Regions from separate parts of the Homo sapiens genome. Here all the other regions are linked to region 2. The links are chromatin loops, found by intact Hi-C in ENCODE. Cell type or tissue: natural killer cell. All regions are shown on one strand.

The links. Hi-C counts contacts between places; a loop is a spot of excess contacts. Peaks named below come from ENCODE experiments on the same cell type or tissue, not always from the same donor. Only the 100,000 strongest peaks of a DNase experiment are listed, where the experiment ranks them.
Region 1: a loop joins it to region 2, with 11 times the contacts of the local background. A loop is called at or near these places in 103 of 110 quality-filtered maps.
Region 3: a loop joins it to region 2, with 16 times the contacts of the local background. A loop is called at or near these places in 90 of 110 quality-filtered maps.

Annotation. Positions count from the first base shown.
Region 1 is chr1:13,957,272-13,965,271 of GRCh38, forward strand. It overlaps a transcript of KAZN not described here. Among named protein-coding and RNA genes, the nearest start is that of PRDM2, 260 kb to the left of the region's middle. In natural killer cell, CTCF peaks have their summits at 3,314 (motif pointing left) and 3,515; a DNase peak (open chromatin) is centred at 3,300.
Region 2 is chr1:13,662,771-13,670,770 of GRCh38, forward strand. It overlaps LOC105378612 (a long non-coding RNA gene), which reads left to right and starts at 7,424. Exons shown (of 3, transcript XR_946968.2): 1 at 7,424-7,881. In natural killer cell, CTCF peaks have their summits at 3,077 (motif pointing right) and 3,288; a DNase peak (open chromatin) is centred at 3,111; H3K27ac peaks cover 1,465 bases.
Region 3 is chr1:13,808,020-13,816,019 of GRCh38, forward strand. The region is part of intron 8 of PRDM2 (PR/SET domain 2); the gene reads left to right. Among named protein-coding and RNA genes, the nearest start is that of PRDM2, 110 kb to the left of the region's middle. RefSeq lists a silencer at 3,360-3,409 and an enhancer at 5,857-5,906. In natural killer cell, CTCF peaks have their summits at 3,407 (motif pointing left) and 5,832 (motif pointing left); DNase peaks (open chromatin) are centred at 1,612, 1,932, 3,372 and 5,792.

The DNA of each region.
Region 1 (8,000 bases), 290 kb after region 2:
GCAGACTCTAAGGCCAGTGCCCCTGGATATGGGCAGTGAGAGAGACAATCCAGATCCCTGCTCTTCTGGGACAGGGAGACAGGAAACAGCTAAGCAAGCTAAACTAAGATAATTTGACAGTAATGAGTGCCCTTCAGACAGTAAAAGGTTAATCAGACATGGAGTGACTTGGGGATGGGTTTGGGTTGGGTACCCCTGTGTTTTAGTCCATTTAGTGTTGCTATAAGGGAATATGTGAGGCTGGGTAATTTGCATAGAAAAAAATTATTTGACTCCCAAATTCTGATGGTTAGAAAGTTCAGGATTGGGCATCTGCATCTGGTGAGGGCCTCAGGCTGCTTCTACTCATGGCAGAAGGCAAAGGGAAGCCAGGTGTGCAGAGATCGCCGGGTGAGAGAGAAAGCAAGGTGGGGATGGGTGAGATGTGAGGCACTTTTTAAGAATAAACTCTCACTGGAACCAGTGAGTGAGACAGTGAGAACTCACGCTCTGGGGGATGGCGTTAATCTATTCATGAAAGATCCACTCCATGACCCAAACACCTCTCATTAGGCCCCATCTCAAATTTGGAGACCAAATTTCAGTATGAGACTTGGAAGGGACAAACATCCAAACCACAGCACTTTGTTTCTAATAGGACAGGGGTGGCTACTACCAGTAGAAGTATGATGATGACATCCAGGGAACAGGAAACGGAACAGGGACGTTCAGTGCTGGACATTCAAGGATGGGAATGTGATAGTAATTCAGGTTATTGAATAGGCATGTGCATGAATATTCACCTCATTCGTTCATTCATATATTTATTAAGCATTTACCATGTGCTGGGCATTGCTCAGGCATTAGGTACACAACAGGGAACACCAAAACCATGATGTGTGTGCACCCAGAGCTTATAGTGGAATGGGGAAGACAGAAGTTATTGTAATTATGCACACGTAGATATTCAATTGCTAATTTTTAAAAAATTTAGCCTTATACTTTTCCTTAATTCCACTTCACTAAAAATTAAAAATTGGCTGGGTGCGGTGGCTCACGCCTGTAATCCCAGCACTTTGGGAGGCCGAGGCGGGCGGATCACGAGGTCAGAGGATAGAGACCATCCTGGCTAACACGGTGAAACCCCGTCTCTACTAAAAATACAAAAAAAAAATTAGCCGGGCATAGTGGCGGGCACCTGTAGTCCCAGCTATTCGGGAGGCTGAGGCAGGAGAATGGCATGAACCCGGGAGGCAGAGCTTGCCATGAGCCGAGATTGCGCCACTGCACTCCAGCCTGGGCGACAGAGCCAGACTCCATCTCAAAAAAAAAAAAAAAATTAAAAATTAACATATTGGGAGAGAAACTAATTTGAAGGGCAGATCAGGGAAGGCTTCTCTGGGGTCATATTTAAGCAGAGACTAGGGGGTTAGGTAGGAATCATCCAGCCTGGGAGAACTGGTGGTGACGAGGCCCTGTGGGCAGATAGATACATCTATGGGAGGCAGACCTGGAAGAGCCAAAGGGCATGGTAGATTTCAGAACAGAGAGGAGACCAATGTGGCTGGAGCCAAGGCGGGAGTGGAAGTGAATTGGAGGCAGAGATGAGAAATGCAGGAGCTAGGCTGCTCAGGTCCTTGGTAAGAATTATAGGCTCTACTAGATTGGTGAGGTCTGACCGCAGCTAAGAAAAGCCAGGTGTGAACATCCATCCCACCCATCCTGGTTAGCATCTGCCCTGTTGATCATGCCTGTGGTCTAGGCCCACCCACAGTCTTGCTTTCCATTTTCACTCCCACCATCATGAATCTCAACCCCTGATTCCACCATGTCCAGGTGATTGCAGGTGTCTCCCAAGTGATCCCTCTAGAAGCCCCTGGGAGGTGATCAGGAATTAGTGCCCTTACAGAAGAGACCCCAGAGAGCTAGCTAGCGCTTTCTACCAGGTGAGGATGTAGCCGAGAAACACTTCTGTGAGTCAGAAGATGGTCCTCACCAAAACCAAATCTGCCACCACCTTGATCTTAGACTTCCCAGCCTCCAGAGCTGTTGTTTATAAGCCACCCAGTGTACAGAATCTCTATTGCAGTAGCTCACAGGAACTCAGACAAGGACCATACCCGACCTCACCTTGAGATGCTCTGGGATGGACTGTAAGTTGGCAGGGAGGAATTAGCAGCCAGGATCCACATCTAATTCTCTTTATCCTCAGTCCCCAGCACACTTAGAAATGCTTCAATAGAGTAAGGTCACATTGAATGTGAATGTCAGAATTGATTGGCAGTCCATCCCTCTGATCCTATTGGAACATGGCCCTGCCCTCTCGCACCCTCAGGGCCTTTGCACTTGTTCCCTTTGCATGGGATCATTTCCCCATCCTTCTCACCACATGAGCGCCTATGCATCCTTCAGTTCTCATTATAGATCACAGATGCTTCTTTCAGGAAACCTCACCTGACCAGGTGAGATGTCCACATCATACCCTCAATTTATTTACCTCCACCCTGGGAAATTACCAAATTAAGGCAGCCTTTCTCATTAGATTGTGAGCTCCTTGTGCACAGGGCCTGGGTCTGATTCACTCTCTTTAGATTTGCTGCCCAACACCCTCCGTGGCTTATAAATAGCACCTAATAAATGGCCATTCATTGTCGAAGGACTATAATGCAGTGGGCACTGCATTTGGAGCTGGGGAAGGAGGCAATGATGAATAGAAACGGATACAGACTATTCCTTCTATTTTCATGTGTATTTGAAGTTTTTCATAATAAAAAGTCCAAAAAACATGTAAACCCCACCCCCGCCTTCACAAAGGGTACAGTCTAATGGGGAAAAAGCCATTAATAAAATAATCACAGAATTTATCATTAAAAATCATGTTTAGCCATATGGAGGAAAAGCAATAATAAATAATTCACTTCTACAATTCTTGAGTATATGCCAAGCATTGTTTTAAAAGTTCTGTGTGCATTACTCATTTAGTCCTCACAAAATCCCTACAAGGACGGCACTATCATTATCCCATTTTGTAGAAGGGGAAACTGAGGCAGAGAGCTTCGCCCAACATCACACAGGCAGGCAGAACTGGGATTCTAACCCGGACAGCCCAACTTTAGAGCCGATCGTTTGATTGTATCTATGGCTTTTATAAGGACATACCTTAAGTCATGTACGTTCTAGTAATGCCAGCACTAGTCCCAGAGTTGTCCTTGGAAGGTGCCGTTTTCCCACTTGCCGGGCCACAGAGATGAAGGTGAAATCAGAACCACAAACTCACACCTAACCAGGGCCATCTTGGAACGCTACGTGCAGCCACAGTGACCTCTGGTGGTCAAAGCATGAATGGCATGAATGCATCACATTGACGCCGGGAGACCAAACCTCAGGATGATTTCCCAAATCGGCTTGTATTTGCTAAGGCCTCATTCGGGTCCTACTTGGGCTAGTGTCTCCCAGGACACGAGGAAGGATAAGTTTCCAAAGGCGGACTGTCAGGGCTTGGTCAGTGGCTGGGGGCTACTGGGAGTCTGTGCTCCTGTGTTCTGTCCAGGCCTTCGGAAAACCCTGGCCTCAGCTCCATCCAGCTCCCCTCTCCTGGGGCTTCAGGACCTGGGGCTTCAGGACAGGGGGCTGTGTGGCTCTGTCATCCAGGTTCAGTTGGTAACATCTTTTGCAGGCACTGTGTCCCTGGCTGAGAAGGGGACAGTTACTCATTCATTCATTTGATCAAATATTTATTGAGCATCTACTGTATGCCAGGCACATTCTAGGTGCTGAGAAGAAAGCAAAGAATAAAAGAGACAACGTTCCTGCATTCCTTCTCCCCTACATTAGGGGCTGAGCCCCTTTTTCCCACCTCCCTTTTCCCTCTCCTGCCCCCACCCTCTTCTTCCAACTTATAATGTAGTGTAATGATTTCATTCCTGGGGTTCGCGTGTGTGTGGAGTCTCTGTGTGTTGAACAAAAGGAACTTGACTTCTACTGCACTCAAAGAATAAACCATAAACTGCACTCAAAGAATAAACCATAAACCAGAACAGACAGACAGACACACGTATACACACACACATGCACATGTACAAATTCCTGACCTCATGATGTTTGCATTCTAGTGAGGAGAGACAGACCATAAACAGGTGATCATAAATGTCACAGAGAAAAGTAAAGCCACAGCAAGAGGGTCAGGAGTGGAGTGGTGGATGGGAGTCATTTTGTTTGGGCTGGGCTGGGATGCCTTGATGATATTTAATGAAGGCCCAAGGTGCCTTGTAGGGGTGCAATTGGTTTGTTCCCTTTCTCTCTGTCTCTTTCTCCACTGCAATTATCCAGAAGTTAATACATACAGTGGTACAAGTAGATGTTTTCATGTTTGAGAGTCAAAGATTCTAGAGGCAGTCACTCAGGGTGACATTGAAGTAACAATTTTCTACTACTTTGTTATAGTAGCCCACAGGGACTCAGACAAGGACCATACCTGACCTCACCTTGAGATTCTCTGGGATGGACTGAAAGTTGGGAGGGAGGAATTAGCAGCCAGGATCCACGTCTAATTCTCTTTATCCTCTGTCCCCAGCACACTTGGAAATGCTTCAATACAGTAAGGTCATATTGAATGTGAATGTCAGAATTGATTGGCAGTCCATCCCTCTGATCCTATTTGAACGTGGCCCTGCCCTCTTGCACCCTCAGGGCCTTTGCACCTGTTCCCTTTGCCTGGGATCATTTCCTCTATCCTTCTCACCGCGTGAGCTCCTATGCATCCTTCTCACCTCAGCATAGATCCTAGGTGCTTCTTGCTGGCTGGAGCGTTGGCCATGCAGGAACGAACATTTGTCCTCTTTTTCCTGTTGTGCTTCACACTTGGAGAAGTGGATGCAGGGAGGTGAGCTGTGTGGATATCTGGGAAGAACATTCTGAGCTGTGGGAACAGCCTGTGCCGGGGCTCTGGGCTGGGTACTTGAGGGACAGTGAGGAGGCAGATGTGGCTACAGGTGCAGTAGGGGGGTCGGGGCGGAGCAGGAGGTGAGGCCAGAGAGTTGGGGGAGGTGACTCTCACAAGGGGCCTTAACAATACCTTGTCCCTATCTCTGGTGGGGCTGATTTTGGCCTTGAGGATGAAGGCAACACCTTCTCAGAATGCTGAGCAACTTTGTCCACACAGTGGAGGGGTGGAGGAGGTGAGCTCCTGACTCAGGTGCCCTGACACCATGTGGGGCTCTCTGGGGCCAGGCATCCTCAGAGGCTCTCACTTGCATCATTTCTTGTTTACTTTCCCAACAACCCCGGGTGATAGGCCTTATGCTACCCATTTTCTTTTTTCTTTTTGAGATGGAGTCTTGCTCTGTCACCCAGGCTGGAGTGCAGTGGCGTGATCTTGGCTCACTGCAACCTCCACCTGCCAGGTTCAAGCGATTCTCCTGCCTCAGCCTCCCATGTAGCCAGGATTACAGGAGTGCACCACCACGCCTGGCTAAGTTTTGTATTTTTAGTAGAGTGAGTGTTTCACGGTGTTGGCCAGGCTGGTCTTGAACTCCTGACCTCAGGTGATCTACCTGCCTTGGCCTCCCAAAGTGCTGGGATTACAGGCATGAGCCACTGCACCTGGCCTATCCTACCCATGCTCTAGATGAGAAAACTGAGGTGTAGAGAAGTAGAGAAGAGAGTTTTAGGTGGTCAGGACAGCTTGCTCGAAGCCATGGTGAATGGAGGATTTGGGGGTGTTCTGGTGACGGAGAAGTCTTGGAGAAGCTAAAGAGACAAATTGGGGCCAGTTTGTAGGGACTTGTGTATCATTATAGGAAGCTGGAACTTTATCTTGGTGTCAACAAGATAATAAAGGGATATGATAGGAAGGGATATTATACTACCTGTGTTTAAAAAATCTCTCTAATGTCTGTGGTGATGGGGAGTGGGGAAAGAGGGGCTGGAGAGTCAAGGAGATGGGAGATTTTGTGGACCATCTAAAATAGGCTGAGGGCTACTTTCAAGAGAGAAACTACCTGATTTAGAAACATCAGAAGGTGGAAGTGAGCAAGGGAGGCAGGTTAAGGGAAAGTATGAATTTTTTATTTTCTATTTTTCCTTTATTTTCTAGAACATTCAGCTCCATTTGGGGACGGTAGTGGGCACTGCAGAAGTGCTTGTTGGATCCAAATCCTCTAGCTACGTTGCTGGCTGTGTCCTTATTTAGTTCCTCACATGGATAGTGATTCCAAATGGACCACATCCTCTTCAGACCTAAGAAGACAGCATCTTCTATACACTGGGCATTTTGTGTTAGAAGATATTGCTTTAATTATTGTTCCTCTGGCTCCTTTATGAATGAGTCTATCATCCAGGCAATTATAGAATTTTCTAAGTAAGTAACAGCCACTTCTTATCTCCCTTAAAATTCTATTCATGCATCAAAGCCTAGCTCAGCCATCATCTCCTCCATGAAAAAACAAAAAAACAAAAAACCTTCATCTCCTTCTGTGTTCTTTAAAGGGTTAAATGTTTCTGCTGTGGTCTGTGTGTGTGTGTGTGTGTGTGTGTGTGTGTGTGTGTGTGTGTGTAGGGGTAGTGGATGACAGGGCAGTATACTGGATGTCATAATAGGCTTTGGAGTTAGATATCATACCTGTGTTTTAATCCTACTTCTGCCAATTGCCAGCTGTGCTATCTGGTTACTTAACCTCTCTGAGTCTTAGCTGTGTCATCAGTAAAACGGGATAAGAGTATCTACCTCCTAATGCTGTTGTGAGAGTTAAATAGGCTGATTGATCACAGAGCTTGGCACAATGTCTCCCATTTGCAAGTGCTCAAATAGTGGTGGTAGGGGTTGTTAACACTCTTCATCCATTTTTTAAAATTGTCTTGAAAATTATTTACTGAGTATCTACTATATGCCATATACAATCCTAGGCATATTCTATGTGCATCAGTGAATAAAACATATGTCTTCCCTGGAGGAGATACTATAGTTCTATATAGTCTAGATGGGGGAGATAGAAATAAACAATGGTGTTTAACAACGAGTAAGTGTATTTTATAGTGTATTAGAAGGTAATAAGTGCTGTGGACAAAAAAGAAGAAAGCAGTAGAAGTTGGTTGACAGTACTCAGGCAGGTAAATCAGTCAGCTACTGCTGCGTAACAAATAGTCACACAACCTGATGGCTTAAAACAACAACTGCTTATGTAGCCCCTAGTTCTGTAGTTCTGTGAGTCCGCAATAGGCTGGGTTCAGCTGGGCAGTTCTGGTCGTGGCTCACCTGGACTGTGCTCATTCATGTGTCTGTGGTTACCGGTTGGTCTAGGATGGCCTCAGGACAACTCTGTTCTTTAAACGTAGTCTCTCATGCTCCAGCAGGCCACCCCAGGCTTGCTTTCGTGGTAGAAGCAGGGTTCTGAGAGAGGCAAGTATCCCAGCCTTCTTGAGGCCTCTACTGGGTGGCATGACATCCCTTTTGCCGCATTCTGTCAGCCAAAGCAAGTCAAAGCCAGCCAGCTCTTGAAGGAAGGAGGTAAAAAGTTTACATCACAAAAGGTGTGGCTATGGGATGGAAAGTGAGGGGTGATAATTGTGGTCACTCTTGCAGTCAATCTACCACAGTGAGAAGGGTGCAGGTCGCAGCATTAAACAGGCTGGCAGGGAAAGCTCTCCCTGAGAAACTGACAGTTGGACAAAGACTCGAAGCAGATGAGGGAGCTGGTGAGGCAAGTGGTGTAGATAAGAGGGTGCCAGGTGGAGGGCATGGCTAGAGCAAAGGCCCTGGGGCAGGGACGCACCTGGGGCATTCCAGACACAGCAGGAGAGTGAGGCTGGAGGGCAGAGTGAGAGCAGCAGGGGAGGACAGAGAGGCCACCTGATGAGTGCAGGTCAAGGCAGGGACTCTGCCTTCCACCCTGAGTGACATGGAGGGGTGGGCGCTAGAGAGGTTTGGGCAGGAGGTCAGGATCTAACTTGCAGTTTTAAAAGATGATTTCAAGTTCTGTGTTGAGACTAGATAGTAGGGGGCAAGGGTCCAAGCAGGGGGACCT
Region 2 (8,000 bases):
ATGCCTGTAATCCCAGCATTTTGGGAGGCCTCAGTGGGAGGATTGCTTGAGCCCAGGAGTTCGAGACCAGCCTAGGCAACCCCGTCTCAAAATAAATAAATAAATAGCTTTTTAATCCTCTAACCTAGCAATTCTGCTTCTAGAGGAATTGTTTTATAATTGTTTATAATGGCAAATAAACTGTCCTACATGTCCATCAAGGAGAGCGTGTTTACAAGACTTGTAGTATGCTCACCCCATGAAGTATTTTACACACAGTGATGAAAATGAATCCACGATGGCCATAAATGTTAGAAACGTAAGACTGAATTTTTAAAAGCCAAAGACCACACACCATATGATGACATTTTGAAAGCTCAAACCCAGTAAAAGAAGATAACACATTGTTTTGACAACACACAGCTTAGGTAAGCAGATTTTTTTTTTTAAGTCAGAGAGTGATAAAGACAAACTTTAGGGTAACGATCATCTGGGAGGATGGATCTAGGGAAGCAGAAGAAGGAATTAGGGGTGGGGGTTGTCCAAGTAAATGTGAGGCCTTTTGTAATGGTTTAATTCCAGGATTGACAAGCTAGAGCCTGCAGGCCAAATCTGGCCCTTCAACTGTTTTTGTAAATAAAGTGGGTTTTTTTGTTTTGTTTTGTTTGAGTTGGATTCTCGCTCTGTTGCCCAGGCTGGAGTGCAATGGTGCAATCTCACCTCACTGCAACTTCCACCTCCTGGGTTCAAGCAATTCTGCCTCAGCCTCCTGAGTAGCTGGGGTTACAGGCACCCACCACCATGCCTGGCTAATTTTTGCATTTATAGTAGGGACAGGGTTTCACCATGTTGGCCAGGCTGGTCTCTTTGGTCAGGCTGGTCTCGAACTCCTAACCTTGTGATCTGCCCGCCTCAGCCTCCCAAAGTGCTGGGATTACAGGCCATAAAGTTTTATCTGAACACAGACACACCAATTTGTTTACATATTGTCTATGCCGGCACTCACTCTACAATAGCAGAAATGAGTAGTTGCAATGGAGACTATATGGCCCATAAAGCTTAAAATATTCGCTATCTGACTCTTTACGGAAAAAGTTTGTTGTGACCTCTGTTCTTGCCTTGGATTGAGTAATAGAGTCCTCTCTTTAATAGCGGTAAGACATTCACCTCTCTGGGTCTCAGTTGCCCTATCTGTAAATAGGGATGATACTACTCTGTGAAGTAAGAAACTGTATCATCCTTTAATGTATGGAAAGTGGATTAGTGGTTTTTTAGGGCCAAGAGGTGGCGCTGGGGGGAGATGAGAATATGGAAATAGGGACTGACTACTAATGAGTAAAAAGTTTCTCTAAGGGGGATAAAAATATTGTAAATTAGACTGTAGTGATGATTGCACAACCCTATCAAAAGATCCACGGCTTCCTGCGGGATTTCTCAACCTCAGCACGATTGACATTTGGGGCTGGATACTTCCTTGTTGTGGGGCTGTCCTGTCAATGTAAGATGGTGAGCAGCCTCCCTGGCCTCTACCCATTATGGGTAGTGATGCCAGTAGCACTCACCAAGTTGTGAAAACCAAAATGTCTCCAGACATTGCCACATATCCCTGGAAGCAGCTAGGGGGAGTAAAATCACCCCCAGTTGAAAAACCACCGTTCTATAATAATAACCTGAGAAATTTCCTCTGCACAGCATTACCATAGAAAGGAGAGTCAAAAGTCTTGGAGTAAATAGTAGGACCTTTTTACCATGGAAAATGATCAGCTTTGAATCACTGGGCAGGGACTGAACTGGGCAAGTCTTTGCAAGGGCAACTTCCAAGGAGCAACAAAGGTGGCACTTGAGTAATTTGGAAAGTGATACTAAGCAAGTTGGAAGGCTGCTGTGTTCCGCTCATGAAAACATCTGCACCTAAGTGGTAAGAGTTAGCTGTGTGGTCCTGGCCAATTTCCAGCCCAGGTGACTGCAGTCTCCTGTTCTTAGTCTTCCCTCCAATTTCTGTAGGGCATGGTGCTTTTCTTTACTTCCTGTTCCATACCTGATGACTAAGCCATCATTAGTCTCTTCTAGTGATTAGTTAGGAAATATTAATTTTAAATCAGCAAAGCACTAGGGGAAGAAAAGGACAACTTGGGTTTCCCTTTTCATCCCCAAGGGATGTAACAGCGCACCCGTCAAATCCTTGGTGGAGAGAGAAACCTCCTTGAAATTATCTTGCCAAAAGAGAAAAACGGATTAGCCAATAGTTCATAAATTTGAAAGCATAGGGCTTTCTTTTGATGAAGGCCACTTCCTAGAGGAATGGAGAGGAAGCTTGATCACAGAGTTTAGACACAGTTGAAGAACCCAGTGCTCCCCATTTCCCCTCCCATACATGTCTCTAATCTGATGGTCCCCTTACATCCCATCCTTGCAGGAAATTGATTCTCTTTCCAGCCTTTGCTCAATCCTTGCTCCCATTTATTTATTTTATTTATTTACTTTGAGACGGAGTCATGCTCTGTCACCCAGGCTGAAGGGCAGTGGTGTGATCTCGGCTCACTGCAACCTCCACCTCCCGGGTTCAAGTGATTCTCCTGCCTCAGCCTCCTGAGAGCTGGGATTACAGGCAGCTGCCACCACACCCTGATAATTTCTGTATTTTTAGTAGGGTTGGGGTTACGCCAGGCTGGTCTCGAACTCCTGATCTCAGGTGATCCACCCGCCTCGGCCTCCCAAAGTGCTGGGATTACAGGCGTGAGCCATCATGCCCAGCCCCTTGCTCCCATTTAAACCGTCAGCCCCGAGCTTCAACCCTTAGAGGCCTGGTTTCTGCCCAGCATCAAAGTGAATGGGATAGTCCTAAAGGGACCAATTTGTCTAGATTGGTCCAAGACTTGGTGGATTTTAGCACTGAAGGAGGTCCCGGGCAATCTTTTGGTCCCCAGCAAAACGAAAGGGTTGGATAGCTTAACTCCCTGAAGGCCTCCTCCATATTTCATCTCTTGTAACCTCGCAGCATCCAGGTCAACCAGTGATTGTGCGTCTTAAAAAAACAGAGCAAACCACTTGAATGAGACAAGCAAATTGCAAATTAACTGCAACTCTTCCTGATGCCCACCAGAGGGCTCCTTCTTCCACATAAACAGCCCTGCTGTGCCCAAAGGAACAGAACCTTCCGGACTAGGAGCAATCAAGTTAAGACGGCTCTGACAGTCACTGCCTCACAGCAGAAGTAAAAGAAGAGGGCTACGTCAATGTCATTTCTGCCTCTGTTAACAAACAGAAAGCACTGCTTATGAAATGGGTTCTCCATTCGTGTTCCAGGAATAGCCTTTATTCCAGGTCCTCACCGGAACCTTGCAAAGTGGGAACCGCTGGTGAATGGCCTAAGGTCACAAAACCATCAAACTTCAAAGACCGCAGTCTTTCCACTGTACCAAGTTACCTTGTTATTTCAAAGAACAGTGAAATGAGAGCGTTACAAGCTGTTCCCTGGGCTTAGGGCTGTGGGTGTGGACAAGGGAGGCTGGATGTGGACCCAGTGCCTGAAGGGGAATTTGGTCAACAGCCATAATGAAGAGCAGGAATGGGGGTGGGCGTGCAAGGGCATCGCTTCACCATGTGGACACCAACAGGAGCAAGAGAGTAATGGGGAGGCAGGGACAACCAGCCCTTGTAAATTCCCAACTCTAAGACAGCTGACAGCAGCAGCTACCATGGCTGCCCCATCTCAGGGAGCTCAGAGCACGCAGCAGATGGGATGCAGGCAGAGAGTTCAAGGCTATTAGGCCTCAGCACTAACCAGGGAGTCCTTAAGGGAACCAGGTGGGACTGCGTGTGCCCCAGGCTCCAGGCCACCTGTGACTGCCATCTGCCAAAGGAAACCGACAGAGTCACCCCAAACCAAATTAAGAACCAGAGTGCCAAGAGTACCCATAAAAAGAAAGGGTATCTGCCAGTTGTTGTTAAAGCAAAGAAAAAGGAAGAACATGGCAAGTCTACAAATGAGCCATGATATGTGTTAACCCTGGAGTCAGTGCAGAGAACACACAACATTCTAGAAAGGGTTGGGGTAGTTGCGTGGGGAACTTCTCTTAGAACCGAAATCTTTTTTTTTTTTTTTTTACTTTTTTATTTTTTAATTTATTATTATTATACTTTAAGTTTTAGGGTACATGTGCACAATGTGCAGGTTAGTTACATATGTATACATGTGCCATGCTTAGAACTGAAATCTTGCAATTCAGTTCGATTTAGACTCCTCTGCTGCTTTCACCCTTTGCAGACAGGCCCAGCAGCCCTGGGGTTTGCTTGTTCTCACTTTCTTCTTTTTTGGAGAAAAATTCAGCATTAGGTTTCACTATGGCATAGAATAGTTTTGGTTTTTTTTTTTTCTTTTTGTTTGTTTGTTTGTTTTTTAGTCAGTCCCTACCATTTTGACAATCACACTTGGAAGACCAGCTGAGCTGTCAGGAAAAGGACTCCTTTCTGCATTACTTTAACCAAAACAACTATGGTTTTTAAAACTATACATTAGGCCAGCCGAGCGTGGTGGCTCACACCTGTAATCCCAGCACTTTGGGAGGCCAAGGCGGGTGGATCGCTTGAGGTCAGCAGTTGGTGACCAGCCTGGCCAACATGGTGAAACCCCGTCTCTACTAAAATTACAAGAATTAGCTGAACGTGGTGGCACATGCCTGTAGTCCCACCTACTTGGGAGCCTGAGGCAGGAGAATCGCTTGAACCCAGGAGGCAGAGGTTGCAGTGAACCGAGATCGTGCCACTGCACTCCAGCCTGAGCAACAGAGTGAGACTCCGTCTCAAAAAAAACCAAAAAAACCCAACAAAAAACCCCCTATACATTAGATTACTTTATCAGCCCTAGCTTGCCACCAAACGAACTAGGTTATCATTTCTGAGTTGCAAATAATTCTTTCCCCATGGATATATTTTTATCCAGAGTAACATCTGTCTAATTCAAGACTTGAAAAATAAAGCCCACGTGATTTCAAGAAAATGAGCACTTTTAAGTCGTGAAGTATGTTGTAGCCTAAAAAAGAAAAACGTAGTCTTCCAAGAGAACCATCTCTCCAGTAAGAAAAAAAAAAAGTTCTTTGACTGACAGCTCTTTTCAAGTGCAAATGAGAGTGACAGCAAGAAGAGGTTTAAAATTCTCATTGGGTTGGAGGATACTTCTGCTTTTTTAATGTAAATATTGATATGTAATCTGGGTTTGCCCTGTCAGAAAGCATTCATGCATACAAACATGCTCAGGTTTTTTCTGTTTTGTTTTATTTTGTTTTTTTGAGACAGAGTCTCGCTCCATCACCCAGGCTGGAATGCAGTGGCATGATCTCAGCTCACTGCAATTTCCACCTCCCGGGTTCAAGTGATTCTCCTGCCTCAGCCTCCCAAGTAGCTGGGACTACAGGCACACACCACCACACCTGGCTAATTTTTGTATTTTTAGTAGAGACAGGGTTTCACCATGTTGGTTAGGCTGGTCTCTAACTCCTGACCTGGTGATCCACCCGCTTCAGCCTCCCAAAGTGCTGGGATTATAGGAGTGAGCCACTGCGCCCGACTCATGCTCAGGTTTTTTTTGTTTTGTTTTGTGTTTTTGAGACAGAGTCTTGCTCTGTCACCCAGGCTGGAGTGCAGTGGCGCGATCTCGGCTCACTGCAAGCTCTGCCTCCAGGGTTCACGCCATCATCCTGCCTCAGCCTCCCAAGTAGCTGGGACTACAGGCGCGTGCCACCACCGGCTAATTTTTTGTATATTTAGTAGAGACACGGTTTCACCGTGTTAGCCAGGATGGTCTCGATCTCCTGACCTCGTGATCCGCCTGCCTCGGCCTCCCAAAGTGCTGGGATTACAGGCGTGAGCCACCGTGCCCGGCCTCATGCTCAGGTTTTTATACATATGCTCCAGTTCCTTTCCTCGGTAGACCCTGTATTCTTTTCTTTCTGTTTTGAGATGGGGTCTCACTTTGTGGCCCAGGCTCGTCTCAAACTTCCAAGCTCAAGTGATCCTCCTGCCTCAACCTCCCACATAGCTGGGATTACAGGCACTTGCCACTGTTCCTGGCCTGTTTCCTTTATAATGCCCTTCTGGGAAGGCAGAGAGTGTGCATTGTGGCTAATTTCAAGAAGGCAACTCTAAAGAGCACCCCAAAAACTTGCCCATAAATCAGTGAAAGAGCCAATATGATTATATAAGTGACGATCTCATTGTTTTTCTATCTGGTTAAAGTTTTTTTCACCAGACTTGTGAAAAAAGGAGTTGAATATACCGATGTCCAAAACACACACTTCCATATAGAGCGGGAGGGAATGTTGTGGAGCCACCATGGACAGAAGGGTGGCAATACGAAAACCTCAATCAGTGTTTCTCAGACTAGCTGCATCTGTAGGGTATTTAGTGGAGCTCTGCTGTACAGGCAGCTATCTGCATTTAGGTCAACATATTTTAAACTTCATTATAGTTCTTTGATACTTAAGCACTATTGATATTTAATAGTGCTTTGATATTTAATATTTGATATATAAATATATGTTTGATTTCATATTTGATTTACTATTTGATATATAAAAGCACTTTGATATTTAAGCACAAAGAGGCATTTTAAAATTAAGAATAATAATTGTTTATATTAGTGAGCAGGATAATACTCTCTTCTCTTTTAAGAAGGCGTCCATCTTTTTGTTTTTTGCTTTCTAGTTAACACATAAAGTTTATTTTTTTAATTTATTTTTAAATTTTACTTTAAGTTCTGGGATACATGTGCAGAACATGCAGGTTTGTTACATAGGTATACATGTGCCATGGTGGTTTGCTGCACCCATCAACCCATCATCTAGGTTTTAAGCCCCACATGCATTAGGTATTTGTCCTAATGATCTCCCTCCCCTTGCCCCCCACCACCCGACAGGTCCTGGTGTGTGATGTTCCCCTCTCTGTGTCCATGTGTTCTCATTGTTCAACTCCCACTTATGAGTGAGAACATGTGGTGTTTGGTTTTCTGTTCCTGTGTAAGTTTGCTGAGAATGATGGCTTCCAGCTTCATCCATGTCCCTGCAGAGGACATGAACTCATTCTTTTTTATGACTGTGTAGTATTCCATGGTGTATATGTGCCACATTTTCTTTATCCTGTCTATCATTGATGGGCATTTGGGTTGGTTCCAAGTCTTTGCTATTGTGAATAGTGCTGCAATAAAGATATGTGGGCATGTGTCTTTATAGTAGAATGATTTATAATCCTTTGGGTATATACCCAGTAATGGGATTGCTGGGTCAAATGGTATTTCTGTTTGTAGATCCTTGAGGAATCGCCACACTGTCTTCCACAATGGTTGAACTAATTTACACTCCCACCAACAGTGTAAAAGCATTCCTATTTCTCCACAGCCTCGGCAGCATCTGTTGTTTCTTGACTTTTTAATAATCAAGAAGGCCTACATCTTTCGTTGATGATGGACAGGTTGAACCAAAATCTGGTTCCAAATCCAGTTGGTTTTGTCTTGTATTTCTTACTAGTTGATATATTGGTCAGTCTGCTTTCTGTTGCAAGTGATAAACCTCAAATTAGCTTAATTTTTAAAAAAGGAATTCATTGACTTGTGTAATAAAAAAGTTCAGGGATACATCTAACTTCAGGCACGATGTCATCAAGAAACGGTCCCTCTTCATCTCTTGACTGCCTGTTTTTGTTTTTGTTTTCTGTGTTGCCTTTATTCTAGGCCTCTGTTCCAGTGATGGCAAAGATGACCCCAAGCTGCTCCAGACTCACGTGCCTTACTGCCTATGCTTTGAAAACGACAGAGAGTGTTCCTTTCACAGAAAACCCTGTGGCCGGGTGTGGTGGCTCATGCCTGTAATCCCAGTACTTTGGGAGGCCAAGGTGGGCAGATCACCTGAGGTAGGGAGTTCAAGACCAGCCCGATCAATATGGAGAAACCCTGTCTCTACTAAAAATACAAAAAATAATTAGCCGGGCGTGGTGGCACATGCCTTGTAATCCCAGCTACTTGGGAGGCT
Region 3 (8,000 bases), 150 kb after region 2:
ATTTCCCTCCTAGAGTAGGCAGTAGAGCACACTTTGCCAGAGGCCAGACACTTCTGGGCAAAGCCTGTGTGGGGCACACAGCAGGTTCCTCCCAACCCTGCTACTATGTTTAAAATGTTCAACCACTGTGTATGAAAATCTTACCAAGGTAATGCTACACTCCCCTGCTTTCTAAAAACAGTTGATGCTGGGCCGGGCGCGGTGGCTCACGCCTGTAATCCCCACACTTTGGGAGGCCGAGGCGGGCGGATCACGAGGTCAGGAGATCGAGACCATCCTGGCTAACATGGTGAAACCCCATCTCTACTAAAAATACAAAAAATTAGCCGGGCGTGGTGGCGGGCTGAGGCAGGAGAATGGCGTGAACACGGGAGGTGGAGCTTGCAGTGAGTGGAGATCGCACCACTGCACTCCAGCCTGGGCGACAGAGTGAGACTCTGTCTCAAAAAAAAAAAAAAAAAAAACAGTTGATGCTGAACTTGTTCAACCCTTTCTTGATGTCTAGGATTGAGGACTACGTATCTCATTCATTTTGCCGGGATTTTATGGAGGAGCATCTTGGGGAGCATAGTAAGTCCATTTTCCCTCCCCTGCACTGAACAGATTTCTTGGTGTCTGAGAACAGCTGTGCAGTGGGAATATCACAGAGTCTTGAATTGCTCATTTCTTCCTTCCTTACATGTTGAGGGTCTATTATTCACTCACGCACAGTTAGGTACTAAGAATACAATGATGAACAAAACTCAACCACGCTCTGCCATCAGAGACCTTACGGCCCCCTGGGGAGACCTGCCTTTATCAGACAGTCGCAGATGCATGAGAAACTGCCCGTGTGGGGGCCGGTGTGGGAACCTGACCAGGGCCATGTTGCCTCAAGAGGGCGACCACAGAAGCATCTCCAGAGCAGTGGTTCTCAACCCAGCTGCATGTTGGAATCACTGAAGAGCTTAAAAATACCATTGCCCAATCCTGCCCCAGAGATCCTGATGTCATGTCCTGGCATGCAGCCCAGGCCTCTCTGGGTGAATCTAGTGAGGAGCCGAGGCTACAGGCCACTGGGAAATGGGGTCTACCCAGATTAGCTGGAGTAAACAAGAACAGAAGGGGAGAGATGGGCTGGGAGGGCAGTGCAGGCTGGACTTGATGTATCAAGGAACTTGGACTGCGTCCTGGGAGCCATGGGGTTTTGACAGGTTGCAGCAGGGGCGTGTCGTGGTCCGTTTTGCCTTTTGGGAAGACCGTCACACTTCTGTGGAACAGATGGGAGGGGAGCCAGTGTGGAAGTGAGAAGTCCAGTGAGGAAGGCGCCTTGCAGGACTCCAGGCGAGAGGTGGTCCCCGACAGTGGTAGAAGAGGAAGGAAGGCGGACTCGATGGAGCCAGTGGCAGGTGACGTGTAGCAGGAGAGAGTGACGGAGGGACCGTGTTGAGTCTCAGGTCTCTGGCTTTCAGGGCACAAATGCAGTGCTGTTCACCAAGAACAGGAGCAGGGTGGAGTGGCAGGCGTGAGGTGGGGTCATAATTTAAGTTCAGGAACTGATTTAAGGGGCCTTCTAGATGTCCAAGAGATGTCACGTCAGTGCGTGAATGGAGTTCAAAGGCCAGATGTGGGCTGGGCGTGGGTGCCGGTGAGTCATCTGTGTGAGGCTGGCCGTGGACGCCAAAGCCACGGATGCATCGCCTAGGGAGGGAGTCACCTGCAGAGATGACAGGCTGTGGTCCAGACCCCGTGTTCAGATCCTAATCTCACCAAGCATGACTCTGGGCAAGTTGTCTTAACAAAATTTGGGCTGCCATAACAGAATACCATGGACTAGGCGGCTTAAATGACAGAAATTTTTTTTTCACAGTTCTGGAGACTGGAAGTTCAAGATTAGGGTACCAGCATGGTTTGGTTCTGGTCGAGGCTCTCTTCCTGGTTCACAGACTGCCACCTTCTGTCTGTGTCCTCACATGACCTTTTTCGAGCACACGCATCTTCTTACAAGGCACAAGCACTAATCCCGTCATGAATGTCCCATCCTCATGACCTCATTAAACCCAGTCACTTCCTGAAGGTCCCACCTCTAAATACAATCACATTGGGGGTTAGGGCTTCAGCATATGAATGGGGTGCAGGGGACACAAAGGTTCCATCTATAACAGTTAACCTCTCTCAAGTTTGTCGACCTCTCAGGTTCCCCAAGGACGAAATTAAGCATGCATGGAACCCGGGACATCATGGCACATACATGGCCTGGCACATAGTATTTCCCTACCCTTGAACTTGCCCTCCTTTCCCGCTTCCAGGGAAGTGTCTGCTGTCTGCTACAGACTCTGTATTTGCCTCAATCTAACAGCTCTTTTCTTCCTCTTCTATTCATTTTGCTGCTTCTGATTGGCTGTGGACTTGTAAGCCATCGGCCGTATTCGTTTGAATTGTGTGTACAGTAAGAACAGCGTGCACTGAACGTGAAAGCTTGAGTTCTTTTTTCTTTTCTTTTTTTTTTGTTTTGAGATGGAGTCTCACTCTGTCACCCAGGCTGGAGTGCAGTGGCACGATCTCGGCTCACTGAAAGCTCTGCCTCTGGGGTTCACACCATTCTCCTGCCTCAGCCTCCCAAGTAGCTGGGACTACAGGCGCCCGCCACCACACCCGGCTAATTTTTTGTATTTTTAGTAGAGACGGGGTTTCACTGTGTTAGCAAGGATGGTCTCGATCTCTTGACCTCGTGATCCGCCCGCCTCGGCCTCCCAAAGCACTGGGATTACAGGCGTGAGCCACCGCACCTGGCTGAAAGCTTGAGTTCTGTGTGACTTTGTGCTCCTTAGGGACAGGCTGCAGGCCCAGGCATGAATTTTAGTGCCTGCATGCAGTGAGCTTCTGTCAGAGTTTACAGATCTGGGCCAGGCGTGGTGGCTCATGCTTATAATCCCAGCACTTTGGGAGGCCGAGGTGGGTGGATCACCTGAGGTGAGGAGTTGAGACCAGCCTGGCCAACATGGTGAAACCCCGTCTCTACTAAAAATACAAAAATTAGCCGGGCATGGTGGCAGGTGCCTGTAGTCCCAGGTACTCAGGAGGCTGAGGCGGGAGAATCGCTTGAACCTGGGAGGTGGAGATTGCAGTGAGCCAAGAAAGCACGACTGCACTCCAGCCTGAGCGACAGAGTGAGACTCTGTCTCAAAAGAAAAAAAAAGAGTTTACAGATCAGTGGGCACTGGTTGTGGATGGCTCAGACTTTCTACAACGTTCTAGGCTGTTCTCTGGATTGTGAAGGTTAAGGGGCCTCTGGATAAGTGAGGCAATGGCTCGTTAACGCTTACTTGCACAGTGACCATGCCATCACCATAACCCACAGGAAGCATCCTGTGACACTGTGCTCGCCCCCTGCTGGCTGATGGGGCATCCCCTTGTAACTGGAGGCAGTGCTGGGAGCGCACAGGCTGTCCTTGTGCCAGAGACTCTGGGCTCTGCCATCCCTGGACAGGGGCCGGGCCTGGGGAGGGTGTGTGGTCCTGAGACCATGTTTCCTCCACCTGCAAACCAGGGGCATCCCTCATGGCTGCCTCCACCCACCCACCCAATATTTCCTGTACCAGGTCCTGTGCCTGGGGACACAGGGGATTCCACTGTCAGCAAGACTCAGTCCCTGCCCTCAAAGACATCCTCTTCTAGTGTTGAAGGAGTAAGCAACTCGACAGGCAAGGTGATTGCTGTGGGAAAAGCTGTGAGCAAAAGGCCCAGAAAGTCACAGAAAGACAGAAGGAAGACAGAAGGGAACTCCAAAGGCTATGGGAACAGGGCTGGGGTTGCCACTAAGGTGGGGAGGTCAGAGAAGGCCTCTTTCAGGAGACACTTAAGCTGAGACCCACAAGGTGGGAGGGAGCTGTGGGCAGAGGAGGGCAGGGCAGGGGAAAGCCAGGCAGGGAGCAACCAGGTAAGAAGAGCTTGGCCTGGCTGAGAGACAAGTGCACAGGGTGAACACAGAGTGCGTGAGGGGACTGGGAGGGTCGCAAGCAGGTGCACAGCACTCTGTGTGGGAAGGCTTGGGCCACTTTTGCACTGGGCAGTGATGTGGTCCAGTGTCGTGGTCATGTCCGGTGGTCCTTATAAAGGCCTCTCTTGTTGCTTAGTGGAGAATGGATTGGTGGTGGGGGGGAGGGTGCAGCGTCGAAGTGGGGACAGTGCAGTGGCAATTGCCACAGTCCCCGTGGAAGGTGTTGATGCCACAGGTTGTGCTGGGTGGTGGCAATGGGAGTGGAGAGAGGTGTGTGGACCTGGAGGCAGAATTAAGGGACCCGGAGATGGATCAGCTTTAGGGTAAGCACAGCGGGGGGTCTCACAGGCCCCATGATCACAGCACACTGCTCGATGGTGTGCCTGCTTCAAATGTGTGTGGTTTCTAGGTCTATGGCCAATCCGAAGCAGCAAAATGAATAGAAGAGGAAGAAAAGGGCTATTGGGCTTTAGTTGTAACAACAACACGTTTGGCAGTGCCATTTCCTGAGAAGAGTGACAAGAGTCCAGTGTGGCTGGAGCCTGGTAGGGGCGGGAGCAAGGTGGGACCCTAGCATGTCCCACTTTGCCGTGTTAAAGTGAGATGCTCATTAGACATCCAAGTGGAGGGGCCCGGCAGGCAGTGGGTGTGCGGGTCTGGAGCCCTGCCCAGGAGTTTGAGCCAAAAGTCTGACCGAAGTGTTGACACAGAAGTCTTACCTGACATTCAGTCTTTAAGGACCAGTCAGGACCCTGGCTCACCTCCTGCTCCGATGCTTCCTGGGGTCACACCCACTAGGAGCATCTCACATGTGCTGGATTCTTCCCAGAAAGCAAAGTGCTCTCAATCCTGGTCACCAAAATGCTTCCAGCCCTGCTCTCTGTTGGCAGGCTGGCAGGGACTGTCTCCATTTTACAGAGGGGGAAACCGAGGCTCCGAGGCCGAGCGACAGGGAGTGGCTTACCCTGGGCCATACAGTCAATGAGAATGAGGATTATTAGAGGCCACCCCCAGGTCTCCAGCGGCCATACTGCATCCTCCTGGGGTGATGACTTCTCCATATGAGTCCACCAACCGCAACTGCTGCAGTCACGACACTGTGCTGATACCTACTGGAGTGCCAGGATGCCCTGCACGGAGACCTTTCTCCAAAGTTAATCATTACTGTAACCCCAAACTGGTCTTCCCGATTTGCAGAAGATCAACCTGGAACTCAGACAGGTCCATGACTCACTGAGGTCACACAGCTAGTGGGTGGGAACCAAGAATCATGAGGCTCTGCGCTAACTGCTACTGTGCCCTGGAGAAGCACCCAATTCCGGAGCCTTGGTCCTCGGTATTTAACATCTCGGGGTTGGGGGCACTGTGCTCTCATGAGTTCTTTGACAGTGAAGCACTTCTTGATCAGGAAGGACAGTCCCCCACGACATCCTGTCCCCGTCCTAACAGGAAACACCCAATTAGTGACCTGGTGTTTCTTCAAAATGGTGGCCTAAGGAGCTGAAAGCCCAGGGCTCTGCTCGCCTGGGAAAGTCTCCATATCCGTCTGAGCCTCAGTTTTCTCATCCGTGAAAGGGGTATAAAAGCACTTGTTCTTCCTACCTCCTGGGCTGCTGGGAGGGTTCAGAGAGAAAACTGAGAAAGTCCTTGGGAGTCATGGAGGCCATGTTCATGTTGGCTGCCGTGGTCCTCCATTAGGCCAGGCAGTGGATGAGGGGTAGCAGAGGGGCCTCTGCCTTCAGGGGTTTTGCCCCCGACCTACTCGTTCCACCCAGATGGACGCCCTGAGCCGGGGAGGAGGCGCGCCCCCTGGTGGAGACGCTATGGTTGCTGCATCCGCAGGAGCCCAGGCGGAAGAGATGCTAAAGGGAGCGGAGACACACTGGCTGGCTAGAGAGGCCTGGGAGGTCGGGGTGTTATTTTTGTGTGATTGATCTGGCTTTTGGATACTTAACAGCAGAGAAAGGGAGAAGCTGGATACTGATGATGCAGGGCTTGTCTGTCTCCAAAGCTTCTGCTGGTCTTGCTACACCACTGTAGACATTTCCCTGGGAAGGGGGACATCGTAGGGAGGGGACCTGCTCTTTGCCAGCTCTGTTTCTTATTGCCCAACAGGACACAGGAGTCCATGTCTCCAGCAGCCTCCCAGCTGGCTGTCTCCTCCCAGGTTGGGTCTCCTGGGGCACCAGCCAGCTAGAATGGGGTTGGCGGGGGTGGCCACTAGCTGCCTTGGTGGCCCGTCAGGAGCACAGTTGTATGAAGCATGGGTCCTCCGTTTCCTCCTTAACTCTTGCACAGGCGAGTAGACTGAGCTGACCGTGGGCCTTGGCTGCACAGCGCAGGGGAGGAATTCAAACAGGGGCAGCCCTGACCTTGACAGAGAGCCAGGCCCTTGGGGGAGGCTCACTCGTGACAACAGCAGGTCTCTTAGTCTTGTCTAAGGCTTTTCTCCAGCACCTTCTACATTTGCTTGTCTGTTGATGCATTTGCTTATTTTAATATTGATTGAGGGCTCCCTTGCCAACATTGACACTGTCAGCATTTGGGGCTGGTTAAACCTTTGTTGCGGGGGCCTGTCCTGGGCACTGTAGGAGGTTTGGCAGCACCCCTGGCCTTACCTTCCAGATGCCGGTAGCAGCACCCTTCCCTCAGGTATGAAAGCCAACGATGTCTCCACACATTACCAAGTGTGTACCCTGATTGAGAACCACTCATGTGAGCTCTACCATGTGCCAGCTTTGAGCTGGACTCCATTCCCGCCTCCTGTTCCCGCAGGCAGAGCTGGCTCTGCAAACACCTGGAGCAGGTAGGGTTCCGGGCGTGTTTGTCCCTCCTGCTTTCCTACCTGCCTGGCCTCCCACCTCCTCTGACCTGGGCCGCCTTGTCCAGAGGCCTCCCTCACTTTCCATTCTTCCATCTAGAGAGGTAGACAGGTGACAGGCTCTTTGTGCCTCAGTTTCCTCATCTGTAAATTAGGGATAATAACAGTATCCACCTGGGTAGGTTTTGTGAAGAGTTAGATTGTTTGTGTATGGAAAATACCTAGCACAGTTCTGGACATGCAGTGAGCCTGTATGTATCACTCTTACTCAGTGGATGTTTGTTTGTTTGTTTATTTATTTATTTGAGATGGAGTCTTGCTCTGTTGCCCAGGCTGGTGTACAATGGAACAATCTCGGCTCACTGCAACCTCTGCCTCCCGGGTTCAAGCGATTCTCCTGCCTCAGCCTCCTGAGTAGCTGTGATTACAGGCATCCACCACCACGCCTGGACAATTTTTTTTTTGTATTTTTAGTAGAGACAGGGTTTCACCATGTTCGCCAGGCTGGTCTTGAACTCCTGACCTCAGGTGATCCACCCGCCTCAGCCTCCCAAAGTGCTGGGATTACAGGCATGAGCCACCGCACCTGGCCGGATGTTTATTTTTATTGTGCCAAGCTGGGGATGCAACAATGAACAGGACAAAGATCCTGACCTTGGGATCTCAGAGCTCATGAGAAAGGCAGACACCTTATTCTGGGCTTTTAATTCAGGTGGGATGGGGACACCTAAGGGGCCTGTTGGAGGAACACCCCACCCAGGAGTTAAAGAAGGAAAGCTTCCTGGAGGAGGTAGCATCCCAGCTGGGCTATGAAAGAGAAGTACGAGTTAGCTGAGTGACGAAAGGAGAGGACTAATGGTGTGAGTTATCTATCTTTTAAATAAATTTTTTAAAAGCCCTTCTGAAAAAATCAAATCCCATTTACTGGGGGCGGTGGTTGGGGGTGCTTTTCTGTACAAATAGTACAAAACCATGCCCCCGAAATTCCTAGATTCACCTCTTTGGGAAGCCACGTCACCCCTGTGAGATACTCAGCATGGAAGTGCTTGGCACAGGATAGATGTGGAGTGTGGGGTTAAGGGCAATGGAGCTGCCTCCATTCCCCACAACCCAGCCCATGTGCAGGTGTGTTTGTACTTTGATAATAGTAACCTCCCCAGATGCTTTTTTCCTTATGGGTGTTGGGGCCTGGCAGGAGGG